2 separate regions of the Mus musculus genome follow, and region 2 is linked to region 1. Evidence: chromatin loops called from intact Hi-C (ENCODE). Cell type or tissue: heart. All regions are shown on one strand.

What was found. Peaks named below come from ENCODE experiments on the same cell type or tissue, not always from the same donor. Only the 100,000 strongest peaks of a DNase experiment are listed, where the experiment ranks them.
Region 2: a loop joins it to region 1, with 3 times the contacts of the local background. A loop is called at or near these places in 2 of 42 quality-filtered maps.

Annotation. Positions count from the first base shown.
Region 1 is chr8:77,984,146-77,992,145 of GRCm38, reverse strand. No RefSeq gene overlaps it. Among named protein-coding and RNA genes, the nearest start is that of Gm29895, 57 kb to the left of the region's middle. RefSeq lists an enhancer at 3,011-4,831. In heart, no CTCF peak of the experiment used is centred here; a DNase peak (open chromatin) is centred at 3,675; H3K27ac peaks cover 4,165 bases.
Region 2 is chr8:77,720,493-77,728,492 of GRCm38, reverse strand. Ednra (endothelin receptor type A) reads left to right here and starts at 4,041. Exons shown (of 8, transcript NM_010332.2): 1 at 4,041-4,397; 2 at 7,991-8,000. LOC108167319 (a long non-coding RNA gene) reads right to left here and starts at 4,908. Exons shown (of 4, transcript XR_003947564.1): 1 at 4,771-4,908; 2 at 1,962-1,994. In heart, a CTCF peak has its summit at 3,975; DNase peaks (open chromatin) are centred at 4,162 and 4,832; H3K4me3 peaks cover 4,529 bases; H3K27ac peaks cover 5,239 bases.

The sequences.
Region 1 (8,000 bases):
AGAGTTTGATTCCCAGCATGTATGCCAGGCGACTCACAAGTACCTATATCTGCAGCTTCAGAGAATCTCCTCAGACACCTGAACTCACGTGTACACTCTCTGTCTCCTCCCCCACCCCCACCCCCCGCACACATACAGGAAATGGGAAAAGTAAAGTAAATACATAAATCTTTAAAAACATTTCCTATCTATAGTTTTACTTTACTCTTCCATGGCTTGAACCCAGGGTCTCACACATGCTAAGCAAGGGCTCTGCTGCTGAGCTGTGTCCCCAGCCAGCTTGCCTTTTTTTTTGCCTTTTTTTTTTTTTTTTTTTACAAGACTCCTACTCACAACTGGTGGCTATGACTTCATCCCATGCTGAAATCACTGAGGAACATAATGACACAGTAGTGTCGAAAGCCACACCCCCACAACAAAGCATGTGGATAAAATGGACAGCAGGCCTGTAGACTAAGCAAGCTTTTAAAATTCCTATTCAAACATCATCAGGTGTGTTAAAAATAAAGTGTGGCTGAATCTCGCCCCTTTGAACAAGTGGTTCCATGTCCCTCCAAACTAAAAGATCCTGCATCAGTGATGAGTGTGTCTGTTTTGTTTGGAAGCCATAAAAAACTACCTACTGTAGTGGGAATTTTGGTTTCTTTAAAAACACAGTAATGTTATGTGAATGTTTTTGTTTTAATCCCAGGTGTGGGGTATGGAGCTGTTTCAGATTGTCCACAGCGCTGACTTTGACTGTCTCATGATCTGGGAGGGGAGGGGCATGCTTTTTTGCCAGCTGCAGATAGTTTATGTTTGTAATTCTGGGGACTCCTGAGAGGTACAAACAGGAGCTCTGAGAAGGCCCATGGAGTCTGCCGCTGCCCGGGCTGCTGCGCCCCCTGCTGCTGGTGGTCTCTGCTGCTGCATTTGCTATTGCTGGCTTGCTGGAATGCTGGCTTGGTGGTTTTCTGGGTTGTTGGTTGGAGATATGCTGAAGATGGAGATTGGACTTGCCCCAAGGAACTTATCACCCCTAATCAGCAGGAAGTAGTCTTAAGAGGTCTATGCCCTCTTTCTCTTCTAACCTTCTCTCTTTCCCACCTAGTGTTGGGGGATTGGTAGGGATTGGGGTGGAATAAGGGCTGGTAGGGGGGTAGATTAATAGGACCCAATAAACTAGCTCAAAAAAGTATGCCCACAATCAATATTGCAAGAGCAGATAACAGGGTGGTGATCTGAAAAATGGAGAAATGGGCTTCCTTGTGTCTCCTTGCTCATTGTCTTTGGCAGTCGCTGCCAGAGCCTATGATTCTTCTGGGCCTCTGTCACCTGACAACCACTAGTTCTAGGCTAATTTTGGGTTTGCGCATAAAAAAGTCGAGGTCTACAGGGTAACCACACGACACACATTAGTTATAAGATAGAGGTAAGTGTGAGGCATCTCTTTCCGACTCTGTCTTTTTCACCCCCATTTTGTTCCTATGACCTGAAGAGATTACTGCTGCTTAATTAGATGACCCAACCCCCCTTCCTCTGGCACCACCCAGGACCGCGTAAGGAAAATAAGGAGTGAATTTCAAAAAGCTTCCCTTCTGAATTTTTTGTGTTTCCTGGAAAGCAGTGGAAGATGTTTTTTATGGCAATTGTGGAGCACGGACTAACACGACATGCCTGAGCCCACACTGCAGACAACTGAGTTCAGCATTTACCTGCTGTGACCTCGAGACAATAGCAGAGAGGGCACCAAGCCCATGCACAGGTGGTGCTGGCTGTAGTGAGGTCAGTGAAAGCCGCACTCAGTCATGTAGCATGGGAAAGCAACCTGTTACGTCAGGAGATGTATATGAAACTTACACATTCCATAATCATCTGCTTCAAATCATATGTAAGTGTGATCAAGACCTATACATTAAAATTACCTCTGCACACTGCATACATACCGCCTAAATTTGACTCTTCACATATGTGTAAATTGCTCACTCCATGATAGGTTTTCATTTCTCTACTGAAAAAAAATAATTAAATGAATCAATCTATTTTACATAAAAGATTAAGAAATATGCATATGAACAGGATTCCATATGATGCTTTAAAACTACAAAATTTAAAACTTCTTTTGGGTATATTTCATACTAAAAAATAATTATTCTCTCTTATGTTTACGATGGCCATAGGATACAATAAATGAAAACTGATAACCACAAAAAAAAATATGTTTAGTCAGCCACAACCTGTCCAGTTCAGACTAAATCCAGTTCAATTGAGGTTTGAACTGGAAAATTCAGAATATCTTGGAATATCTGCTTTAAACATTTTAATTCTTTTTATAAGAAATGGCTCTGGTGAATAGCAAAAGCACAGCAAGACTGTAGACTATCCTGAGACAGGGCAGAGGGCTAAAAAAGGAAGGTTTAAATGTAACATAGAATTAAACACCAAGTTCACGATGATCTATTTTAATGACTTTTACTTCCTCTCCAGGACAGCCCGCAGATAATGTGGTGAATATTTTTGTTTCAACTTGAATAAGCTAAAGTTTTCTGAAAGGAGTGAACCTCAGTTGAGAAAATGCAGCCAATAAGATCTGGCTTTGGAGCATTTTCTTAATTAGTGATTGATGGGGGAGGGCCGAGCCCATTGTGGGTGGGGCCACTCCTGGGCTGGTGGTCCTAGGTTCTGTGAAAACGCAGCCTGAGCAAGCCATGGGGAGCAAGCCAGTAAGCAGCACCCTCCAGGATCTCTGCATCAGCTCCTGCCTCCAGATTCCTGCCCTGTGTGAGTTCCTGTCCTGATGTCCTTCAGTGATGAACAGTGATGTGGACGTGTGAGCCAGATAAACCCTCTTCTCCTCAGCTTGCCTTTTGGTCATGGTGTTTCATCACAGCAATAGAAAACCTAACCAAGACAGACAGACAGACAGACAGACAGACAGTCTCCTGGTTTTCAGGGTAATTTCCATATCCTGTTACTACTATATTTGATAACAATGAGTATTTTATCATGCTGTTAAATATTTTAAATAATGTGGTCTTTCACAATGCCTTCTTAAACCATGAGCAGTTTCTCTGACATGGATGGCCCAGGTGGTCTCCTGACAGCCACAAGGAGAAACTGGGTTCCTGGAACCCACAGCAGCACCAACTCATTTTGGTCAGAAGGGACCCACACACAGCCCTGCAACCTTCTCAGTCCCACATGTTTAAGAACTTGGAACTGGATCAAACCAAGTCAAATTTCAACCTCTAGGTTGATGATCTAATATCACTGTGTGTAAAACAAAAATTGGCAGATACCCATAAAGGCTGGTTAAATCCTTTAGCGCAGGCTACAGTCACCAGCTGGGTTCCTCTGAAACCAGACCCCAAGAGAGGCAACCTTCGTCCTCACATTTGTCTACTGTTGTTCATAACTACTGGATGCGAAGCAACACAGCACAATGAAACCGATCAGCACACAAGCAATTCAACACTCGCTAAACACAGGTAGTGTCCTTCTGTGGGCAGCAGGCAGCTTCACTTATTTCTTATTCCCAAGACCATATATGTACTGATTAGCCAGAGGAATGCAAAGGGAGGTGTTGACTGGTATGTCTGAACAGCCTGGTTCCTGGCCTAGTGTCACTGAAATGCCACACTCATCACTGAAGTCTGTTGATAAGACCAACGATGCTTAGCAGCTTTTCCCAGCAGACTTCTGTCAGGGGCCCAAGCTGTGAGTTAGCACGTGTGGTGTCCTGTCAGCACGGAGGGTTTACTTCATGAGGAGATCTGAACAAGGTTCAGAAGGTGGAAACAAACAAAAGTCTAGGTCAGAAAGTTCTGGTGGGTTGATTCTCCCAGTTGCATGAGGTGTTGTGTGAGAGATTCAATGTTATTTTGAGGCGATCCTGCTGTGCCTTGGTGAGGAAGGATTGTTTCTCATGTATTTTCTTAGAACCACTTGGGAGAGCCTCCGGGAGTTTAAACTCACATACAGAATAAAGCATTATGGGATCCGATGTGGTATTACCATAAGCCGGCTAGGGACTTTAAAATATAAAAACAAAGCTGAAACAAACAAAACTTCCCATTTTTCTGGAAACCTCATCCCCAGAGAATAAGCAAATGTCTCAAGGCGACATAACTTTGAAAATGAAAAACTGTGACTGAAAATAATGTGCCCATGGGATTCTTGAGTCATGGGACCAAATCCAAAAAAGCTGTTCAAGGAAAAAAATTCAAAACACAATGTAAAGTTGGGTAAAATCGTTTTCACATCATAAAATGGATACAAAATGGGCTAGAAAAAAAGCCAGCGTTTTTCTTTGGGGACCACCAAAAGGCATGGTACTGTCCAAATGTTCATCCCAGCTCATGGTTAGTGGAGAACGTGTGCAGAAAGCGTTTGATGGGTAGAGTTTAGCACCCAGGACAGGGAAGATGTGACACGCTTGTCCTGAGAACACTTCACCATGAGAATATTGATTTTGCTCTCCTCCCCAGTCCATTTTTATGTGAAAAAAATGCTGACTTTAATCCATGCTTACCTATCTAGCACTGGATGTGACAAGGAGATAGGAAATTCCAGAGAGCAAAATTGCTGGAGAAAAAAGAATCTATAGCCCAGAGGAAGTAGAGATAAAAGAACTTAATGTCTGCAATATTAGTGACTGACATAATCACACACATGGCATCATCTCCCTGAGGTCATGTGACTCCTCCTAGTGTAACTATGGTCTGCTATCTACAAAAACACCTTAGTGCTCTCAAGTGGAGCTCTCAATCAACACAGAGGGAGAGTGACAACAGTGACAGAAACTTCTTAAGAAGGATGGAGGAAAAGGTCAGCCATTAGAGTGCTTGCCTACAGAAAACAAGCACCTAAGTACAGTACTTGGAATACACAAGTGTGCACACATGCACACACACAGGGATGCAGAGATGCATGCACACATACACTTGTACACGCAACAGGAAAAAAAAGGCATCACTTTAAGACTGTGTCAGAAACATGAAGAAAAACACAGAAGATTGTCCTACAGTTAGGACACACACTGCAAAAGATGCTGTGACTTTGATGGGCCAAGGAAAGATCTTCCCAAAGATATCCACATCCTCGTCTCCAGAAGCTATGAATATACTTCATTATATAACAAAGGGAGATTAAATAGAAAAAAGAAAAGTTATTAATTCTCAAATTTTAAAGTCAAGAGGTGAAATCACAGGGATGCTTATAAACAGAGAAGAGACAGAAGAGATGAGGTCAGAGTAATGCAACCTTGGGAGGACTTGAGTTGACTTTGCTGCCTTTAAGAGAGTGAAGATGACCGTGGACCAACGAGAACAGTCAATGAAAGCTGGCAAAAGCAAGGAAATAGCAAACATGTCTCCCCAGAGACCACAGAAAGGAACCCTGCTCTGCCTGCCCGTGCCTTGACTTTTGCCCTGTGAGACCTGGACAGGATTCTTTTCCCACCTCACCAACTGTAAGAGAATACATTTGTTTTCATAAAGTCTACAAAGTTTGAAGTAATTTATTTTGGCAACCAATGGGAGACGAATTTGGGTCTTCTGGAGAAAGGAACAGAGACAGAGACAAAGAAGAGTCTACAAATAGAAGGGTCTTTCCAGAGCCTCTCAGCTAGAGGCTGTGCAGTAGGAAAGGATCTGAAGAAGCAGGTTCAAAACAATTGCTCTGCAGGTCTCAGTGGCTGTGAATGGAGCATCAGAGAGGGCCAGGATGACATTCTCTAAGATATTAAACACAGAGTTTACATCTGCTGGTGGACTACCATAAAAAGTCCAGGCACAAAGACACAGTGCATAGTACAGTAGTTATACCTTCACATATCTGCCTCCCAAACTTATTTAGTATTTGGAATCCAGAACACAAAATTAATGTTTGTTTAACAGAATTCAATAAAGAATTTGAAAACACAATCATAAAACTTATAATTTGTGTTCACAATGGAAAAATGATGTAATGTCTTAATTTTTTCTGAGATACAGATCTGTAAATTCTTCTGCTTCTCTGCTTCCACATCCCAGGTGCTAGAATTATGGATGTGGACCACCATGCCCAGCTTAATATTCTTTTAAAATAAATTGTATTTATTTATGGGGGATGGGTAAGTGTGTGGGTCACAGCATGTGTGTGGAGGTCAGAGGACAGTTTGTGTGTGCTGGCACTCTTCTTCCACCATGCAAGTTCCAGGGATTGAACTCTGGTCGCCAGGTCTGGCAGCCAAGTGTTTTTACCTGCTGAGCCATCTCACCAACCCCTCAGCTACCAATTCTTATTAGAGGAAGTTGTCAAAAATATACAATGAAAGTGTAGGTTGGGATATTTAGTATTTACTGACTTTGTTTTTCCTTGGAGGATTTGGAACCATGAGGTAATCAGCTAGGCTTTCGCCAACAGCGTCTTTCCCTCTGTTCTCCAGACTCATTCCTCTGCCTTCATTTGACAGGTATGCCATGACACTCTCCCGAACATAACACTGCTCCCTCCTTCTGATTGCGCATCTCCTGGTGGATCCTTGGGCTTCCCCCCTCACTCCTTGTCTATTGTATAGTGTGCACTAATAAACAGGTGTTTTCTTTGACCTGCCAATTTCATTATTAAAAAGATGTATATCCAAGAGAAGGAATCAGTGGGAAAGAATAGTGGGGGAATAGAACAAAGTAAAGCGCACTATGTTCTACATGCTTAAAACCAATTAAAAACTAATTAATTAGATTGAAAAGCAAATGGATGTGTAAAGAAAAAATGATACACTTATACACAATGTTTCTGTTGTACAGAAAAGAATAAAATCCTGTGACTCATGGCAATGCAGATAGGCCTAGAGGGCATATCTTTATGAAATAAGCCAGGCACAGAAAGACATTACCACATGACCTCACACACTTAATCTAAGGAAACTGAGTTTGTAGAAGCCAAGAGCAGAACGAGAGGCCTGGAGAGTAGACAGTAGAGGACAAGAGAAAGGTAAGTTGCAGTCAATCGGAAGTAAGAAGTTCTGGCTTGCATTTTATTGCACAGTGTGGTAATTATATAAAACAAAAATGAACTATATGCTTCAAGTCAGTTAGAAGAAAGAATTATGGACAAGAGATATGGCTCAGCTGTTAAAGACTGGGGTCACAATAAAAAAAAAAAACCTGAAACAATGTATATTTAAAAAATGGATATATTTACTTCTATTTAAACATTATACAAAATTTTCATATATTGAAGCATCACATATTTCTCCTTTTATGTGTATGGTTTTCCTGATTCATGTAAGTTAACATAAACTTAGTTAGCAAAATACACCAGTAAATAGAGATAGTTTTTAGGTGAAGAGCATAAAGCATGTTAGCAGGGTGAAACTGAAATAAAAGAATTCTCTGTTTTCTGAAACAGAAACTAACTCTTTCTAAAACAGGTGGAGCATCATTGGCAATCATTGACATTGTGAGTACTAATTAATTATTACCTATCTGAATGATTAGATCTCTCCAGAAAGGAACTAAGGATCATTTCTTAAACAAAAGTAGGCTTGGACTGAGAAGTAGAAAAAAGGAATATCTTGAGTTCAAGGCTTGCTGGGACTACAAAGTAAATTCAAGCCCAGCCTAAACTACATGGGGAGATTGTGTACCTCCCAAGAAAGTGACCCTGGATTTCCTACCTCACCTACTCTCTGTGTGTGCATATGCCCTGCACACATCTAAGAGATGTTGCTGTCTGAAGCTCCATACTTACCATGTGGAAAATCGCCTAACTGAATGGGAAAGACAGAAGCAAAAGTGGAGAAAGCATGCTCTTCTACTAAAGAATGAACACGCTCTGCGTGGCAAGGCTGTAGATCTATCTGCATGTGAAATTAATAACGGGCTACATTTTCATATAATTATGTCTCAAGTTATTCACCCTTTGTGAGAGTTACTCAACATTTACACTTTCTAGACTGCTTCCCAAGCTGCAGGTTTGATGGATAGTTACCCTCACTGGAAGTATTTTACTTAGGAATCTGTACTATGTTGGCTGCA
Region 2 (8,000 bases), 260 kb after region 1:
TGCTGGGATCAAAGGCATGCGCCACCACTGCCCAGGTAGAAATGGTTTTCTAAACCTGGACCTAAACCAAGACAAAGCAAATGTCCTGATCCTGTCCTGTCTGCCCTTCTTTAAATCTCTTTAGTGTAGGGTGGGGTGGAGAAGGGACTCCCCTGTCCTGGCTGGCTTGCTGGCAGTCCTGGTTAAAGTCGACCTTCAAGCTGTTCGCTTCCTCGTGTTCTTTGCTTCTCTTGCTGCCTCTTCGCTCTCTTCTCTGGAAACAAACAGCTAAAGCCTTGATCAAGTTCAAGTTCCTGCTCTTAGAATGGTACCACATATAGAATAGCACCGCCCACATTTAGGGTGGGACTTCCTTCTTCATTTGCTTTCTAGAAACACCCTCTAGATATGCCCAGAGGTAGGTCACCACGGTGATCTAGTCAGGTTGACAATTTCCTGCCACCATGCCCTTCTTTTCACAACAATGAGAAAGATAACTGAACAAGGAATCTGTAGCCAACTCCCAAGTTGTTTGTCAATCGAATTTGCTTTGGAAACCAAAGCACTTAGGGACAATTCTAAACATCTCACCTCAGGCCAAAGGTGCTGCCTGGCTGTCTAACCCTGCTCCTCACACAGCTCAAGATGAACACTGTGGTAATCTTTGTCAGCCTCTTGTTGCCTATACATTTCCCTCTCCTTTCCTTCCTTTATCTTTGTGGTTCCTGAAACCTTCCTGTTCTCCTTCCTCTGGGAAAAAAAAAAAAGAAAAGAAAAGAACAATGCATACTTTATTGTCAGAAAATGCTGAGACACTGGTGTTTTACTGTGGGCTGAGTTTGACGTTTGACGATCCTGGAAGTTTAGCAACTGTGAGATGGATTCGCAGGTCTGAACTATGAAGTAAACTTACGTGAATATGTGCCGTAGGAAGCAGGAGTGGTTGGTTCGTAAGTACTGTCTTGAGTACATCTTAATCTATGGTTGTTTATCAAATCAATACTATTCTCTGCCAGACAAAGTCACTAAAAGTGCCAAGACAGAAATGCTCACTGAGCAAGCTGGTGGAGGCAGAAGGAAAGTAAGTTTCCCTGAAGTCTAGAAAACCATCAAGCCTAAATGTTCCTTTCAGGGAAAACAAACAACTTTTGAAAGTCAAGCTTAGAAAACTTGGAAAGAAATATCCTGACTCCCCTTAGGTACTACCAGAAACTCAACAGAGAGCACAGAGGCGGAGGCAGAGAGAGTCTTGCTACAGGGAAGGGAAAGCTGAAACAGACGCTAACGTCACCAAGAGATTGATTGGAGTTCACTGCAGTCATTGCCCTCAAAGTAAAACAGAGAAAAGAAGCTAAATTCACAGCCACAAAGAGAGTCTACAGGATCTCACCTCCAATGAGGCAGGGCTAAGCTTCCTAGCTACAGGTCTGTCTGAAGGCTTCCATAAGCACGTTTATTGGATATGAAGTCTTTCTTAGTTAATTTACTTTATAGATAAACAGAACACACAGCAATGTGGGTTTTTATCTCAACATGAAGATTTGTTTCCTCCTGGCAAACCAGGCATAGTATAAATGTGTGGCTTTAACCTTTTCCAGTGCACAGTACATGAGCACTAAGTATGTCACCATTGTTGTGCAGCTCCCACCACGGAATCACAGAGCCTCAGTATCACCCAAAGTAAACCTCTCAAACGCATGAAACAGTGAAACACATATGTGAAACACAGTGAAACGCATGAAACAGTGAAACACATGTGAAACACAGTGAAACGCATGAAACAGTGAAACACATGTGAAACACATGAAACAGTGAAATACATGTGAAACACATGAAACAGTGAAACACATGTGAAACACAGTGAAACGCATGAAACAGTGAAACACAGTGAAACGCATGAAACAGTGAAACACATGTGAAACACAGTGAAACGCATGAAACAGTGAGCCCCCTTCTCCAAGCCCCAGGAGTCACCAGCTTACCTTCTCTGTGGTTTTGACTATTCTAGGTCCTTTCTGTAAATGTGATCACGGCGTTAATTGAAACAAGCAAACAACAACAGAACAGCACAGAAACACATTCGAAATGGACTCACTCAAGCTGAAGTCCATGTCATTAAGAAGAAACTAAGCTGTCATCTGACCTTTGGGGGAATCAGTTAAACATCAAGGGTTTGGAAGATAACTCAGTGGGTGAAGGCGTTTGCACTGAAGCCTCACACTCAACTTCCCAAGGTCATCTTTCACCATCACACATACTCACACACATACACACACTCACACACACATACACACACTCAAACACACACACACTCACGTACAAATAAGCACATTTCCCAAATATGCCAGTTAGCTGGAATTCTTTCTCTCTGAATATTTAACACAAACACTAACCTGAAGTAACTTGATGCTAAACAAGCAGGCACCTTCCTGCTGATGTGTCTCTTGGGCCCAACCTTAGAAAAAACACAGACCAACATCCATTCTGTTTCTGTGTTCTTCAGCCTCACTCTGTCTACAACACCAACCTTGTTGCCCATTTTATACACATATTCAGGACTGGAATTGCTAGACCCTTGGTAATTTTAGTCATAATTATTTGAGGAGCACCATTGGGCTCCCACTGCTGTTGCCTCAGTAGTCAGGAGTTTGCCTCTCAGCACCCCTGACAATCCAGTTTATTTTCTAGTTTCATTTGTGTTTAAATAGTGACTGTCCTAAGGGATGTGAAAGAGAAATTTTTAATGCTTAATCCATACCACAGTGGGATCAGCAAAAGGTAGGGGGTCCTGGGGGTGCTGTTACAAAGACTAGCCTGACAGACATGTTCAGTTACACAGATGGTGCACTGTCCACGTGCCTAGTCACGGGGTGAGAGGGCCTGGGATCCAGAACATTTCACATACCAAGTTATGAACAGTCTTCTGGAAGAAGGCAATAACTTTTCTTCCTGGAAAATAATGTCAGCCTGCCAAGCTGTCGCCACAAAAGCGTACCCCTTCAGAGCTGACTGAGACAATTTTTGTGGATCCTTCCTAGAGAAACGCTAGATAAACACTAGATTAGTGGACAGGGTAATGCCTGCTCCAACAGTCCCAGAAGAATATTAAAATCCTTTCCACCGAGGTGTTCTGCTGATGGCTGTGACAGTTTTACAAAATGACCCCTGTCAAGTAGGGTCTCTGTGCCCTCACCCTTTAATCTGGAATTGGTGACTGACAGAATTAAGCAGAAGCCCCTTTGTGTCACTATCTGGACCTGGGCCTTAAGTAGGTGGCAGTTTCTATGTCCTTTCTCTTGGGATATTTGTTCTTGGAATCTAGCCACCACACTATGAGGAAGCTGTTGCTAAAATTCTTTCCCAGGGGCTAGATATAAGTCCTGTCTCTCCCTTCTCCTAGAGGTCCTAGAACAAACTGAGGTCCAATTCCACTATAGATACGGTAGGGAACCAATGAGGTCCTAGGGCATCCGTACAGCCAAGCCTTCTTCCCCAGGAGCCCTGATGTTTGGCCCTTATCTCTCCTCCCACTCCCCATCTTATCGTGACTTGACACACTCTGTGATAAAGACACTGCCTTCTGAAGGGTCTCCCCATTCATTGTCAGACATGATCATTTCTCTGAGCACACCCTAGACCCTTCCACAGACTCCCCAGCTCCCTTTTGCCTTGGGCTAAGGCTTAGTGGTCTTGCAGGTCAAATTTGAGCCAAAGACATGCTGTCCACCTGGGTTCCATAACTTCCTCTAAGGTGAGGAGTGCTAACAAGCTAAGCAAAGTTGACAGGAGACACAGCCCAAATTCCCTGGCTTCCCCTGCTGATCAAACTCTCCCGTACTCACGGGCTCAAGTGCCTCGAGTTTCTTCCTAAAACAGGGCACAACCTTGAGTCTGGTCTGTTGCTCTCTACTTTCAATCCTACCCATCCTAGACTAACCAACTTCTCAGGAAGGAAATAGTTAAAGATCCCTGCCCTTCAGGGCCTGGCGGGGGCAGCAGCTTTGCAGCTTGGTGGCTGCTCCCTGGAGGGCAGGCGGGATAGCGCTCTTGCAGTTAGGTCCCAGAGTAGAGAGGAAGGTCTAGGAGCCTGTGGAGTCTAAGGAAGATCGCGGGAGGCGTGTTCCTCCGGAGTTTGCTTTTCCTTGGGAGCCTCGCGCGCACACCCATCCCTTCTAGTCTGGCAACTGTGTCTAGGAGGTGGGGAGCCTCTCTCTGATCCACCGGACCATCGCTGGAGCTTGCAGGCTGAGCAAGATCTCCCCCTAGAGAAGCCTGGCTGTCCGGGGAAGTTTCCCCGAGCTGAGACTGTGCTGCAGCCCTGGTCACCCGCCACCCTGCGCGCCACCCTCGTTCTCCAGCTCAGGCTCCGGCTGGCCCGTGCGCGGACCTGGAGCTGTCTGCTTCCGAGGAGCTCTAAGGTCGGTGCAAGTCTTTCTTTTTGGAACCAGGGCTGGAACTAGGGATAGGGTCGCTGCCGGGGCAATCTGCTGGGAGGAGCAGGGGTGTCTCGCAGCTCCAGGGAAACGCAACAGACCGGCCTGGCACTTACCTCCCGGGACGCCCAGTGTGGGGCGCTTTCCTGGGAGACGAACACTGGGGGGAGTGGGGGTGGACACCGGACAAGACCATTGAGCTTTGTCTCGGATTTTTAGGAAAGGGGAGCCGGGAGTGGGAGGATCTTTTTCTCCACACAAGCTTTCAGGCGCATCAAGGCCCAGGGCGCTTGCTCCAAAGCCTCCTGGTGAAGTTGGTCTCTTCCTATCCTGCACCCTGAGTGCCAAGGACACTTACTGTGAAGAACCAACCTCTGTGGAGCCCTCCTCACACCACGATGGCAGCTGGGGTTGGAAATCTGCCTGCTGGTGGAGGTCTGGGCGATTTGCTCAGTGCTGTCCTGTCCTTTAAAGGGCACTTCTTGTCTTTCATGTGCAGAACCCTGGAACTGTTTGTAGATAAGCCACCTCTGATTACACCACCCTTAGTGGCCTCACCCCAGCAGACCTGGGGCGAAAGCATATGAAAGTCAGAGGATGTGTCCAAGGAGAGTGGATAATTTGTCTTCTCCAGAGAACAAAACCACAGAGAACTTGAAAAAAAAAAAGTTCTTGGTTTAATTTTTTTTTTCTTCTTGTAGTTGTTTCTGATTCCCACACAGCCATCAACTCATCTGTTTTTAAAGATTGGCTATGAAACACCTTGGCAACCATACCATGTAAATTACCTGCCCTAAGTATGTGTGCGGTTTGGGCGCCGTTGGATTTTCCAAATTACTAATGGCAAGTGGACATTTGCTCTGAGAATCTGATGTATTAACTAGGGAAAGCACTAAGGGGTCAGCTTTTGTATGCCACCAAACTCTAGACCCACAAAAGGAAAGATGCTGACTCCATAGACATGTCCTTCTGGTCTGAATGTGAGTTGCTTCTCTAGAGCTCTGGCTCTAGAGCCAGATGCCCGGCAAAGCTTGACTGAAATATACCAAAATGAGCTACAGATCCGTCCTTGGGAAAGCATGGATTCGAAAGAGGTTTCTTTTATTTGGTTTTGTGTTTTTCACTCTGTAACAATATGGCATCCACATGTTTTTGACAGATGTCCCTTAGATGTGGTGAGCTGACAAGAGGTGTCAAGAGAAATGAGTTCTTGGTAGTGTCTTTGCTGGAGGGAAGCAAGGAAGGAAGGAAAGGAAGGAAGGAAGAAAGGGAGGGAGGGAGGGAAGGAGGGAGGAAGGAAGGAGGGAGGGAGGGAGGGAGGGAGGGAGGGAGGGAGGGAGGGAGGGAGGGAGGGAGGGAGGGAGGGAGGGAGGAAGGAAGGAAGGAAAGAGGTTTTACTGGCAGCTGGCTCACACCCTGATAGGAAGCCATGACTGTAGCTTTCTCAGTACCTGTGGCAATGAGGACCACTGAGCTCTACGTGAGCTGTGCAGTGCCTGTGACACCCAAATGGCTCATGAACTCCCCTCCTGGATGATTCTAATAGACCATGAAGCCATTTTGTTTATGGGAAAGACCTCTGTCTCTCATTTTTAAGATAACTATTACTAAATATTCCATTCCCATTGGGAAACCAGGAACCATAAATCATAAAGCAATCAAGGAATTGAAAGACTTGTGCCTCCCCTCACTATCCTGAGAGGGAGGCAGATCGTAAAAAGCTTTGTACTTGGCATTCTGGTCTACATGTGGGAAATGGAAAGATGATATTTGTAGACCTACTAATAATTCAGCCAGTTATTCCGGACTATTAGAGACGGGAGAGAAAATCTGTAACCACTTACAATTAAGGGTGAGCAGAAGTGACAGAAGTAAATGGCAGGCCCATCACTTTGAAATCACAGCAGCGGGTGAACACCTATAGCCCAGCCGTGAGACAGGATGACATCCAGCAGCCTTTTGGCTGTGAAAACACAGTCACTTCACTCATTCAAGACTCCTGATGTGTTACAGATGTTGTTCTGTCTGTATAAATTGTGATGCCCAAGTCAAGAACCAGTTGGTGCCTGTGAGATGCGATGTATATTGCTGTTTGGCAAGGCAAAAGCATGTGGGACTGACAGCAGGTGTTCCCCTATACTTCTTATAGCATGTCAGCATCTCTTATTTGGTACACTTATATTAAGCCTAAACTTAATAATGTCCCATGACAACTGTCAAAAATCCCTAAATGTGGTCACCCTTGAGCAGACTCAAAAAGATTGAGTCTTAAAATTTAGGATTAGGTGTATACGCCATAGATACACAGACCACTGCCCATAAATGAAGTTACTGTCCTCATTTACAGATTAATGAAAGAAAAGTACAAAATACCCAAAGGGGAGGAGCAATTGACTTTTGGTTGCTATTTTCTCAGCACCAGCCTTCCTTTTGTTTTCTAAGTGTCTTAAAGTATAAGAGGAGAAATCTAGATTTACTGAGCACCAGGGACCACCCGCCCTTTGAAGGCGATATAACATAAGAACTCTTTGATAATACCTGAACACTCCTTCCAATGTTCTGCTGCGTCATCCAAATTCTGGAGACATCTTAAGTATGTTGTTGATGCAAATAAAGCATGGAAATAAGAGAGACAGGATGACCTGGTGGTTAAAGCTCGGGTGTGGAGTCAGATCAGGCTGCCTCAGGGTTGTAGGCTCGTCACCACCTTTGACCTTCCTCTCAGCTTCCCTGTCTTCCTGGAGAACCTGTGGATGACTTGATTGTTATCATTATACTAGACAGCAGCAGCATGTGATGTGTTCGGCACAGTGCCTGTCCTGTCCTAGCTAGATAGGATGCTTGCACGATACTAAGAAACCAGATAGCCCATGGCAAACCAAACGGTGTGGCGGCCTGGGATAACCTGTCACTCACAGAACACCATTGACAAGTATCATGGTGGTTTCTGATGGGTAGAAGTGTGGAGACTTAAAAATATGTGGGTTTTGCAGGGTTTCAAGCATTTCAAACTAAACCTCTTGTCTCCATCAGTGATCTTTTCTTTCTCTCTGTGGTGCTGGAGATGGAACCAGTGTGAGTGCACAAAGCAGAGAAAAGCAGACATTTGGCTTTAAATGAACACTTTAACGCATTAGACAGCGTTGCTGCCCGTTCCTGCCATGTGCAACCCCTCACTCACTCGGGCATGCTCAAGTTTTTAGTCAGAGAATTAGATTCTTGTATTTTGTGCCTCAGTCTGAAGCAATGTTTCCTCTTTTACCACAGAATTTTCTGTGTCATGTCTGGAAGATTTGGGCTATCATTAACCTGAATAAAGAGGAAAAAACACTGCTATTTTTAAGGAACACTGAAATATCTTTATCCATATCATGGTCTATACAGATATAGCTGTGGATACAGCCAGGGCTGGGGAGATTTCTTGCTATAATAGAGTTTTGGTCTTTCCTATTTTGATCTGATTGACCTATATTTTCATTAAATCAATAAACATTCATTAACCACCATCTTTTGGGGACAGCTAGATTTTGTAGCAAAATAATAATAATAATAATTTTTCCTACTTTTTTTTCTTCCAGGTGAAAAAAA